Linked DNA regions of Mus musculus: region 1 is linked to region 2. Evidence: chromatin loops called from intact Hi-C (ENCODE). Cell type or tissue: gastrocnemius. All regions are shown on one strand. Links, peaks and the distances in the headings refer to the core of each region. The heading gives the core; the rest is flanking DNA. Region 1 holds the start of Mir6387 (microRNA 6387). Region 2 overlaps Gm40287 (a long non-coding RNA gene).

Region 1 (5,383 bases), core at 233-5,232, 97 kb before region 2:
CCTATGATCTCAGCTTCCTCTCTCATTTTTCATAAGTCTTATTTTTATTTTTATTTGTGTGTGTGTGTGTGTGTGCCTGTCTGTGCCTGTGTGTGTGTGTGTGTGTGTGTGTGTGTGTGCCTATGTCTGTGCCAGTGTCTGTCTCTGTGTGTATGTGTGTGTGTGTATGTGTTTTTGCCACACGTGTTTGTGTATCCCCTGAGACCAGGAGAGGACACTGGATCCAGTGGAACTAGAGTTACAGGTGGTTGTGAGCAACCCAAGTGAGTTCTAGAAACCGAAATGGGTCCTCTGCAAAAATAGTAAGTGCTCTTAAGTTTTGAACCATCTTTCCTGCACTTTGAACATCCCCCATCCCCAAAAGGGTTTTGCTATGTAACCTTGGCTTGCCTCCAATCTGCAATGATCTTTATGCCTCTGCCTCCTTAGTCTTCTCTGTAATTAATTAGGGATGGTGTATGGAAAGCCCCCAGGACTGAGCCTATTGCACTGGCTGATCTGAAAGATGCCAATGCCATCCCTGCTTCCAGCCACTGTCTATGGGATTGCACTTTATAAATCTGAAACTTGGAGACTCACCTGTTCATTCAAGGAACACTTGTTAAGCACCAGTTATGTGCTAGGCACTTCTAGAGGCTATTATGCCAATGAAGCCAGTGTCTTGTTTTTATAGGATCCACATGGATCAGAATGACTCTATCCTAACTACCGTGCTTAAATCAACTCATTTCAATTTAGTTACTCTTTTATTTGTTTGTTTGTTTGTTTGTTTACTGAGTGTGTGTGTGCATGCATGCAAGTGTGCACATGTATGCATTCAGGCACATGGATACTGAGGCACATGCATGGAAGTCAGAGGACAGTTTGTAGGAGTCGGTGCTCTCCTAATACCATGCAGATTCTTGGGATTGAACTCAATTCATTAGACTTGGCAGAAAGTGCCTTAACCACTGAACCATCTTGTTGGCTCATACTGTCTGTCGATGTGTGAATTGATGAAACTTAAAACCACCTAGTAGAGACTTTGTACATCTGCAGGTAAGGAAGTTGAGGCCCATTATTTTCCAGCCAGGTTTCTGCAAGCTTTGAAGCCAGGGAAGCTAGCTGTAAAGTCTTCCCTGTGAAACATAATGGCAGCTTCAGGTTCTGTCCTTTATGTCATATGTGTAAGATACTGCCTCTCAAACCCAACTCCCTAGAAAGACTCTTGTGACACAGTTAGACAGGTGTACACTTAGTGGAGCCAGCACCCAGTGTCTACCTGAAGCTCAGATTTCCAAGCAGTTTTGACATTTATGGATGGTACCACCAATTAAGCAAAACCACAGGCAGTCCTGTTACTCCATGGGTGGCTTCTGTTTCTTTCACAGCACTGTATGATATGGACTTAGCATTTTAATTATATAATGAGTGACAGTTGGTGAAATGGATGTATCAATAGTCCCTCACACCCAAGAAGATGCATATTATAAGAAAAATCCCTGTCTGTGTTGAACAGATATAGAAGGCAGTGGATAGAAACATTTTCCAAATGTGCTTTTTCCAGTCCTTGTGGGGTTTTCTCTAGCCAATGGAAAAGTCCAATCTGTTTGAAGTTTCTCTGGGCTCCAGACATAGCTCTTAATTATTCTTTAAGAATCCTAGATATGAATGTTAGGGTTGGAGGAAGCGGGGCTTAGATCCTGAAATCATCTGTCCTCGCAAATGTTTATTAAGTATTTATTTTGTCTGCTTGCAGTGCTAGATGTTGGTGGGGCAAGCATCAGTAAAAGAAAGCCCAGAATGGGAAAGACAATGGGACGGGCAGTTCACTATTTCAGCAGCTGGAGTGTGGAACAAAGAGGCACCTGGGGATAGGGGGGTGGGGGTGGGGCAGAAGAGCTGTTGTGGGGTGGGGCTCATCTAGAGAACCAGTAATGAGAATGACAGGTGACTAGGGCCTTGGATACATTCCCTGATCTTGTTCTTGACCTGAAGCCCACAAATGGACTCTCTAGACCAATTGTTGGAACCATATTCGAATGGCGAGAAGTATACAAGGAAGACAACCAGGGATAGTGAGACTGGAAGCTATACTCTCTACATCTGAAACACGTCAATACTAAAACATGGCCAGACTTTTTGGTTCCCTGAACTTGTTGGTTAAGCCATCTGTAGGGATCCCTAGTTTTTGGGCTGCCTGCCAGGGGAAGCATCCTCTTCTGGCCCAGGGAATGCCCAAGGCTTAGAGAGGAGCTTTCAGGTAGATACCCAGCCTGAGCGGTACAATGTCAAAACCAAAGGGCATGCTCGCTCACAAGCACCGATCCTGGAGAAGCTTTTCCGAGACGTGAATCAATCCATTGCTCTGGGGTAGGACAGATCCTTCAGGAGCCACTTCTAAGTGCAGGAAGCAAGTGGTGAATGGGGAATCAGTGTGGCTTTGTGTTCCAGCTCGGGTTTCCCTGTCTGTTTCCATGGTGACAAGAGTCAGGAAGCCCTGAGGGCTGCAAGCTGTGGTTTCTGTGGAATCTTCCAAGCAGTAGAATGACACTCCAGGTGGAATGGCTTCCCTTGTGTATCCGGTGGCCTCAGTGAGTCAGAGGTGTGCCCACAATGCCGGAGGCTCCATTGCAGTGGGTGTGTTACTCAAGTGGCTTCCTCATCCTAGCCATGTCTTGACAGGTCCTTTACCTTTCTCAGCTGCTGGGGTCTTTCCAATTGTCTTGAGCATCCAATATGTGCAAACAACCAGTCCTGGGTTGTGTGCTGGTACAAGATACTGTGGCTTAGCTTCCCTGGCATTTGCCTTCCTTTTGACATCTGTCTTGCACCATGGAGGGTTTTCTTGACTGTGGGCCAGCTGCCATCCGTCGTGAGCTCTTCCAGACAGGAGAACCACTGATACTGGCCCTGGAGCAGAAGTGGCTCACAGTTGATTACTGGAAAAATCTGTACATACCTAAAACAAGATTAAATGAAGGACTGTTTTGTGCCATGTAGCAGCCTGACCAGGTCTGGTAGGGCTGCAGAGTTTGAGCCATGCTACCTACAGTGCTAGATGGTTCTTTCCTGGGCACCTTCTGTGACTCACTATAGTGGGGATTTTTCTTGCACAGTTGGCCTGATTATGGAGGGTACACTTTCAGGAACAGAGTAAGGCCAGCCTGGCAGTAGCCCATCTTTTCTTCTTGGCTCTTAGTCTGCCCTGGACCCTGAGGCTGACCTAGTCTGCAGCTCTGGATGATCTGCGCCCGGATTTCCTGTCCCTGTCAGGCCCACTTTGCTGAACTCCTGGCTGAGCTCCACTCTGTTCCACCCTGTCCTCTCTTCTTCCTGCCAGGAGCTCAGGGTGAGGCTTAAGGGTTTGAAAGCAAAACATGGTTTGTTGTTGGGGGCTGGTTTCTCTCTCTCTCTCCTTTTGTTCTTTCTTTTTGTTGTCATAGGTAGGACACTATAATAGAGGGTAAAAAAAAATTTTTTTTTGAATACCAGCTCTGCTTTTACTTGCCAGATAGCAAGTCTCCTCAGCTTTTGATAGCTTAGCCTTTTTCATCTAGAAAGTATATGGGTCTTTCCATCTCTACATCTCTATCTACACCATGTACTATATATGGCACTGAGTTAACTCATAGGATGGCTTTGTATGTCAATAAATCTGGGACAGGATAAATCTGAAACTGGAAGAGCCCTGTCTCCATCTACTTAGCACCATGTCTTTGCAAACATCTTCAGCACCTTTAGTTTTTGATCATGGTACCATGATGTACTGGGAGGGGACAGTGACACCCGAATCTTCCTGACATGAATTCAGGTGAGCTTCTGATTCAGTTAGCTTGGGTGTGCCTTGGGGTGTTTAATTCTCCCCACCTCTGTTTCCTTATTTGATAGGAATCATGCATAGCCTAAGCCCAGTCTTTCTTTTTTTTTTTTTATGAGACACAAAAAGGCAGGCTGTTGAATCCCAGCGTCTGGCGATTCTTGTCTGTGCTACATGGGTACTGCTGCTTTTCAGATCATCGCATTGTGATTGTAAGGGTGTCCTCTAGGAAGCATAACGGCCTGACAGCTGCAGAATGATTAGGAATATAGAAGCTAGAAAAGCCCTTTTCATAGTAGTTATTACATCATATTTCATGGGAGAGAAACAATTGAAAGAGCCTTGGGTTACTTTGCGAAATGGATTTGGTAGTTGGAGGATCTTTGGGGCCTGTGCTGGAGATGGGTGAGGGGACCTGGTTTTTGAGGGGGGATCTTGCTGCCCCACAGGCGCTGGGAGGGGAATAGAATTCTGCTAGTTCTGGCTTCCCTACTCGGCCCTGAGCTATGATGATACAGGCCTGGCACTAGGTTGCCTATCATTGAGTACACAGGTTACCCTCTTGTGAGCATCGTCTATCTGTGACGTCTAAAGCAACTCATCTTGTTACCTTCTCAAGCCAGAGACAGGCAGAAGTGGGCCCAGGGAGATCTAGCTTCCCTGGTCCAATGTGGTCTGTTCTAGGCTTCTGCCTTCCTTGGAGTTTATAGTTATTCAGTCCCCATTGTTCTTGTCTCCCCCTCCTATCACCATGTCACTTTCATAAATGTTTTCGTCATAAATCATCCCTGTCTCCTCCAACACAATAATGGATAGCCTGATTATCTGAGAGACAAGGCTGAGCTAACCCACATACTAGGCAAGAGCATCTCAAGCAAGGGTGAACAAGTACAGAAGTCCCAATGGAAAATGTGGGCACAGCATCTTCTCTGGTCCCATCTGCCCAGCCTTGCATTTATACTTGCTCCTCTGTCTGCACCGCTCAGCTCTGGGGTTGAGAGCAGGAATCTCAGTTGAACATTTGGATCTGTATAGTTACTACCATGCTATAGTCAGCTCTGTTACACTGGGCTCTTTGGGATATCCTGTCTTGAGTTACTTTAATCCTCAGCAAAACAGAGGGGATGGTTGTGGCCTTGCTTGTTATGGACACATCCCTAGTGCCTAATTTGGGAGTTCTATCAGAGTAAGTGCTCCTGAATGTCTTTTAAATGCCTGAATGATTAGTGGGCTATTTGAATCACCAGGTCCACAGATGCTCTTGTTGGTTTTTATGGAAATCAACTTCTTTGCCTGGGAAATTCATCACCCCCCAGACTGTTTAGGAGACTTCAGGAAAAGTCTATTCATTCATGTCTACTCTGAAATCTGTTTGCAAAGGTCACTTCCCTGAACTCAGTCCTGGAAAAAGAAGCAGAGACAGCTCCGTTCCTGAGAGGAGATAAAGGGTCAGGCTTGGAGGCACTGGGTAGCTCCTGTGGTTGCACAATAGGACCTCAGGCACTGGGGCTTGCAGCCCAAGTCTCCTGTCGCACTTCCCTCTGTCCCAGCACATGGAGAACATCCCGGAAGATCAGTGTTTAA
Region 2 (5,383 bases), core at 243-5,242:
CTTTGCCACTTAGCTGGCTGCCAATCAAAAAAGGAGCCCTAAGAGCCATTCTAGTTACTTCATAGTTTCTGAGTTTATTTAGTCTTCAGTTCTTGTCTTCTTTTTTCTGATGCAGTTTCTCTACCACTTGAGTTTCTTAGCTTGTATGTACAATATAGTGTTATCCACCAGATGATTCGGCCTTTAAAAAGAAGACATGTCAGCTGAGGGCACAACAGAATGTGACCTTATTTGGAAGTTGGGCTGATGCAGGTATAATTAAAGCATATGATGTCACTCTGGACTGGGGAGGATTCTTCATTTAATGTGACTGGTGTCCTTATTAAAAAAAAAAAAAGGAGCCACATGGGGATAGAGTGCCAAGGGACAAATGTGCAGACAGGGTGGCAGGCAATGTGGATGCCAAAATGTCTAGAAAACCAACAGAAGAATCAAGGAAATCTTCCCTAGAGGAGTTCAGAGAGACAACAGCCTCAAAGCCATTGTGATTTCATACTCTAACCTCCAGGGTGGATGTATGTATTTCATTGTTTCTGGCCATACAGTTTGCAATGTGAAGTTAGAGTGGTTCTAAGACACAGTGCAATGGCAGAAATGCTCTTTTCTAAGGCTGGAGCTGAAGGATAAGAACAGAACAAAACAGCAAATGTAAAGTTAGGCAGGGTTTAAAATGTGCCCTATTTGATTTGTGAAAGATACATCTTCAAGTGTCATATCTCGGTGCAGGTATACACTTTGTATACATCTGGACAAACATCAGGATGCCTTGACAGTTGTCAAAGGTCCACAGTCTGAACTACCAAGAGATAAGGAGTCTGAGTCCCAAGAGTGAGGGGATGGTCTGTACCAGGAGATTATGTTTAAGAACTCTGGCTATGAGGCGCACACAGTAATGGCACATTACTTGGGCAGGCACATTCAGACATGAAATAGGCAGAAAGGGAGAATGATTGAACTTAGTGATGACATAGCCTACTGGGTCAAGAAAGGCACCCAGAAAGAAGATATGTACAATACTGATGGATGCAGGGACTTGAAGAGACAGGGATGGGGATGAAGAACTCCATAGATGTGGAAGTCATGCAAGTAAAAGCATGGGGGGAGAAACAGAATGGTACACAAGGTCCAGTGAAGAAACTCAGCTGGTAAGAAGAATGGGCCAACACACCAACTCTTTGGGGGAGAATCAGGAGACAAAAATTAAGATCTTTATTCTCCCTCTGGCTTGACTGACTTTGGAAGTCTTAAAGTCTCTTTGTCTTTCTCCCCATCCTTCTGAGTCTTCTGTCCTCCCCTACTACCTTCCTCCCCTTCTCCTTTTCCTTCCTCTGTCCATTTCTTCATTCCCTCACCCTCTCTCTGTCCCTCCCTCCCTCTATCGTTGCCTCTTCTCTCTTCTTTACTTCCGATCTTTCCTTTCCCCTTCCCTCCCCTTCTTTTCACCTTCCTATTTTCATCTCCTTCTCTCTTTTTCCCTGTATTTCACTCTCATCCCGTTGTCTTCCCTCCCATCAATATTTAGCACAAATGCACTGATTGTCTGTGTCTCCAGCCCTTTGGTAAGCTAGAGATACAGAATTATTTCCCACAGTCTCTGCTTGGAAGGGGTGCTCATAGAACACTGCTGTGCTGGGGGCTGAGAGGGAAGGATTGGGAATACAAAGCCTGACCTATGCTTGACATATATCCAGGAAACATAAACAGCACGTATTGACAGGCAGACATGGTCCAAGGGTTTTTATACACATGATCTCATCATATTGCACTAACTGGTGGAGTGCTTATTATTTTGTCTAATGCACACATGAGACTTAGAAAAAGTAAAGAAACAGTTCCAGTCACACAGATAGTATGTGGCAGAACTCAATTTCTATGTTCCTAACCTTTTATTTGTGCTCTATATGCCAAGTAATTGAATCTGCACAGCCTCACACAGGGATAATGATGTGGTTAGCCGTGGTATTTTTTTCTGGGTGCTTTGTAGCCATTAAATTCTCACTCTGTCTCATATCTCTATATATCTGTCATATGCATTATGTATGTATGTATATATGTATGTATGTATAGATAGATAGATAGATAGATAGATAGATAGATAGATAGATGGTAGATATGCTTAAAACAAAGCCAATCCTCTCTGAAATTCCATCTTTTCCCAAAGGGAAGCATTTCTACCTAGAGACAAACACTTGTGACAGAGCAGGTCTTCCACGGTCCACAATCCTTGTCCCTGATTCAGCACATAGGGACTGAAAGACACACTGACTAAGAGCAATGGTGGCTAGCTGCAAACATACACTAACACACGCTAATCTCATCTCCTGCCTCTGCTGGACGCATCTCAGGAATGTGGGAGGCTAGCATGTCAGATAGGCAATTACTGGCCGGACGCAGCATTGCATAATGGGATGATGACTAGGGCTTCCTGCTTCAGCGAGAATGCAGCCAGCTTGCCAGAAAGGATTTATCTTCCCAAGAGAAACATGCCAACTTTAGGAGGATATGAAGTAACTGTTATTATGGGGAAAAAAAGACAAGCTTAATTTGAAAATACTCAAGGTCCCTTTCAGCTTGTGCTCTGTCTGCATGTTCTCCTCCTCCTCCTCTTGCTCCTCCTGCTCCTCCTCCTCCTCCCTGCCCCAGTTCTATCTTCTGGTTTTCTTCCTTGCATGTGACCAGGTCTCCGAGTCGAGTCCATCTTTATATTTCTGTGGCTTTGTTGCCATACTTGCCTTTTCTTTACCCTAGTTCAGTGTTGAAGAGAAGGGTCTTAATTCTCCACAAACAAAAATCCATGGTGCTGATAAAATTAAAAATGTGTCTGTGGTGTTGTTGTGTAGGAGGACCTCGCAGACTGAACATTAGTTAGAAGAGACTCAGTTACCTAATATACAACATCCTGGTAGGTCTTTCATGATAACTAAGCAATCTAACTGACCATAACCTTCCCTTGCTGGCAAATGTGTTCATAGTAGGTGCTCTGTAAGCCCCTTGGCTACCATAGGCTCCTATGAAACCTGGACTCACCTCCTCAGTGTGCCTGATTTGCTGCATGGAGGGAAAAAAATCCTTGCACAAAATTAGATAAAAGAGTAACATACAGAATTCTTATAGACATCCCTGGTTAATGACTTTTCCCCCACCTGGTAAGGATGTTAAAATACAGGATAATAAAGTCATTGGCTTAGAGGTTCCCAGCATCATTTAGAACCTCTGCCACTAAAAAGTCAATATTTCCAACTCTTCATTTTACTTTCTAATCATGCATCCTGCTCCCTTTCCTCCTGTTAAATCATTTTTATTACAACATATAAACATGGCAGCTAAGCAATTAAGGACATACATAACATAAATGGATATACAACATCCACACTTATAGAGAAAGCCTCAGTAGGTAATTATTATTGTCTAGAATTGCCATGTGTCATAAAGAATCTGTATTATTTACTACCCAGACTAGTGACCTGAGTTCAATTCTAGGAACCCTCATAATAGAAAGAGAGAACTCATCCCTGCAAGTTGTCCTCTGACCACAAGGGTGCCATGGTACACATACGCCCCACCAATCAATCAATTAATGTAATTAATTCACACACATACACACACACACACACACACACAAATGAATAAAATTGTAAAGACTTTTTTTTTTTTAAAAAAGAAGACAGAAAAATATATTAAATTAGAGTTCACTGTCTCATGAAAATCCTGCTTGGAATTTAAAGGGGTCAAAATGAATTTCATTCACACCTTTCAGAGTGGTTAAGCACTTGGGAACAAACAAGTGAGTTAAGTACTTTCTTACCTCTCACAGATTCTTGTGGTGTTTCATTGTTTGATTTTTAAGGATGAAGGTCAAGTTCAGAGAGGGAAGCACAAATTCCCCAAGGCCATTTTGAGCAAAGGAAGCAGGAAGTTGCAGGGAAAGCTGAACCCCATCCGCCTGACTCCAAATCCCTTCCCCTTTTACTTCCTTCAGTCTTCATCATGGATCACCAGGTCTTCCAGGTACAGAAGAAAGCTAGAACTTCCTTCATTTTCATCAAGGAGCTCTTTCTTCTATCCGATGAGCTCAAAATTCTGAGGGCATGGAGATATGCCTGGTGAATTTTACATCATCACAGTGAGATCCACCAACACACTAGGATTCCTCATAAATGCCCACAGCCACTGCATTCAAAGTCCCAATCTTCATGTTTTCTTTCCAAATAGCATCTATTCTTCCATCATCCCAAGACAATTAACAAGGTTTAAATGTGGAAAGCAATGATCTCTGGGTAACAGAGGGTATCAATCACTTTCCTTGATTAACTAAAGCTTACATTTTCTCCATGTGGCATTTCAGCATCTCACAAACCTGTGTATCTGATGGTGATTCAACCACAGCTCATTAGGTTTCATTTTATGTTCATCAATAAAATAACCATGTGATGGAGGTTGCCAATCCCTAACTCCTTATGACTGAGTTCCCTTTTGAGTCCTGAGATTGAAGTGTAGATTGAAGCCTGAGATCTGAATGTGCTTTGTTGACAAAATCTGTGTTACTGCTGTCTTGGCAAGTCTTGGTGCCAGGCAGCCTTCAAGCATCCACTGTCACCACCAGGGGCTCACCATTTGTTGGGCCCTATTTTGGTCCTGGTTTGGGCTTTGAGGACAAACCTGAGCCTACCTCTAGTTTCTGTGGCCTCATGGGAGAGCCTAAGCCTGGCTCTAGTTTTGTGACCTGTCTCAGTCACTTCCTTATCAGGGTGACTCAGCAAGACCTGTTTAGCCCCACCTCTGCCCTGCCATTGCTGATGTAGAGCTTTGCCATTGGCCCTGTCAGTCACTCCATACCCTCCGTCATCCTTCCCCACCTCCTATGTCATCTTACCCCACCAAAACCCCCTCCCTATGTTCTGAACTTATATAAAGGAGAGTTTGATGTCATAGAGTTGAGTTTTGCTTTGACAAGACTCCTTCCTTGGTGTGTTTCTTTTGGGCCTGGATACTTGCCATCTGCTCAGCCCCAGAGAGACCCTGGAGGGACCAGGATCTCTCTCCTCTTGTCTGGACCTGCAGGCAAGGAGCCGGCAACCATCTATCTTCCTCCTTTTCTACTTTCCTTTTTTCTCTCTCTGTCTGTCTCTATTCTGTCTCTTGTCTGTCTCTGTCTCTGCTTCTGTCTCTATTGCTCTCCTATCCTTTATCTCCCTTTCCTCTCGTTGTCATTCTTTTCCTCTCCTCGCCTTTCCTCCCCCCACCCCCATATATTTGATGTCAAGTCTAGTGACCTGAGTTCAGGTCCTGCACATAGACACACAGACACAGACACCCTCCCCCCCCCCCCCACACACACTTCAGAGAGTTCAAGTAATTTGCCCAAGATCACAAGCCCAGGTAC

What was found. Hi-C counts contacts between places; a loop is a spot of excess contacts. Peaks named below come from ENCODE experiments on the same cell type or tissue, not always from the same donor. Only the 100,000 strongest peaks of a DNase experiment are listed, where the experiment ranks them.
Region 1: it touches region 2 in a loop (2.4-fold over the local background); 6 of 42 quality-filtered maps call a loop at or near these places.

What each region holds. Positions count from the first base shown.
Region 1 is chr12:15,798,242-15,803,624 of GRCm38, reverse strand. All of the region lies in intron 2 of Trib2 (tribbles pseudokinase 2), which reads left to right. Mir6387 (microRNA 6387) reads left to right here and starts at 2,524; the gene lies at 2,524-2,631. In gastrocnemius, for the core only: no CTCF peak of the experiment used is centred there; DNase peaks (open chromatin) are centred at 2,200, 2,464, 2,828 and 3,209; H3K4me3 peaks cover 1,321 bases; H3K27ac peaks cover 4,681 bases.
Region 2 is chr12:15,701,702-15,707,084 of GRCm38, reverse strand. Gm40287 (a long non-coding RNA gene) reads right to left here. Exons shown (of 6, transcript XR_872503.1): 2 at 3,806-4,080. Among named protein-coding and RNA genes, the nearest start is that of Mir6387, 97 kb to the left of the region's middle. In gastrocnemius, for the core only: no CTCF peak of the experiment used is centred there; a DNase peak (open chromatin) is centred at 2,381; H3K4me3 peaks cover 351 bases; H3K27ac peaks cover 1,319 bases.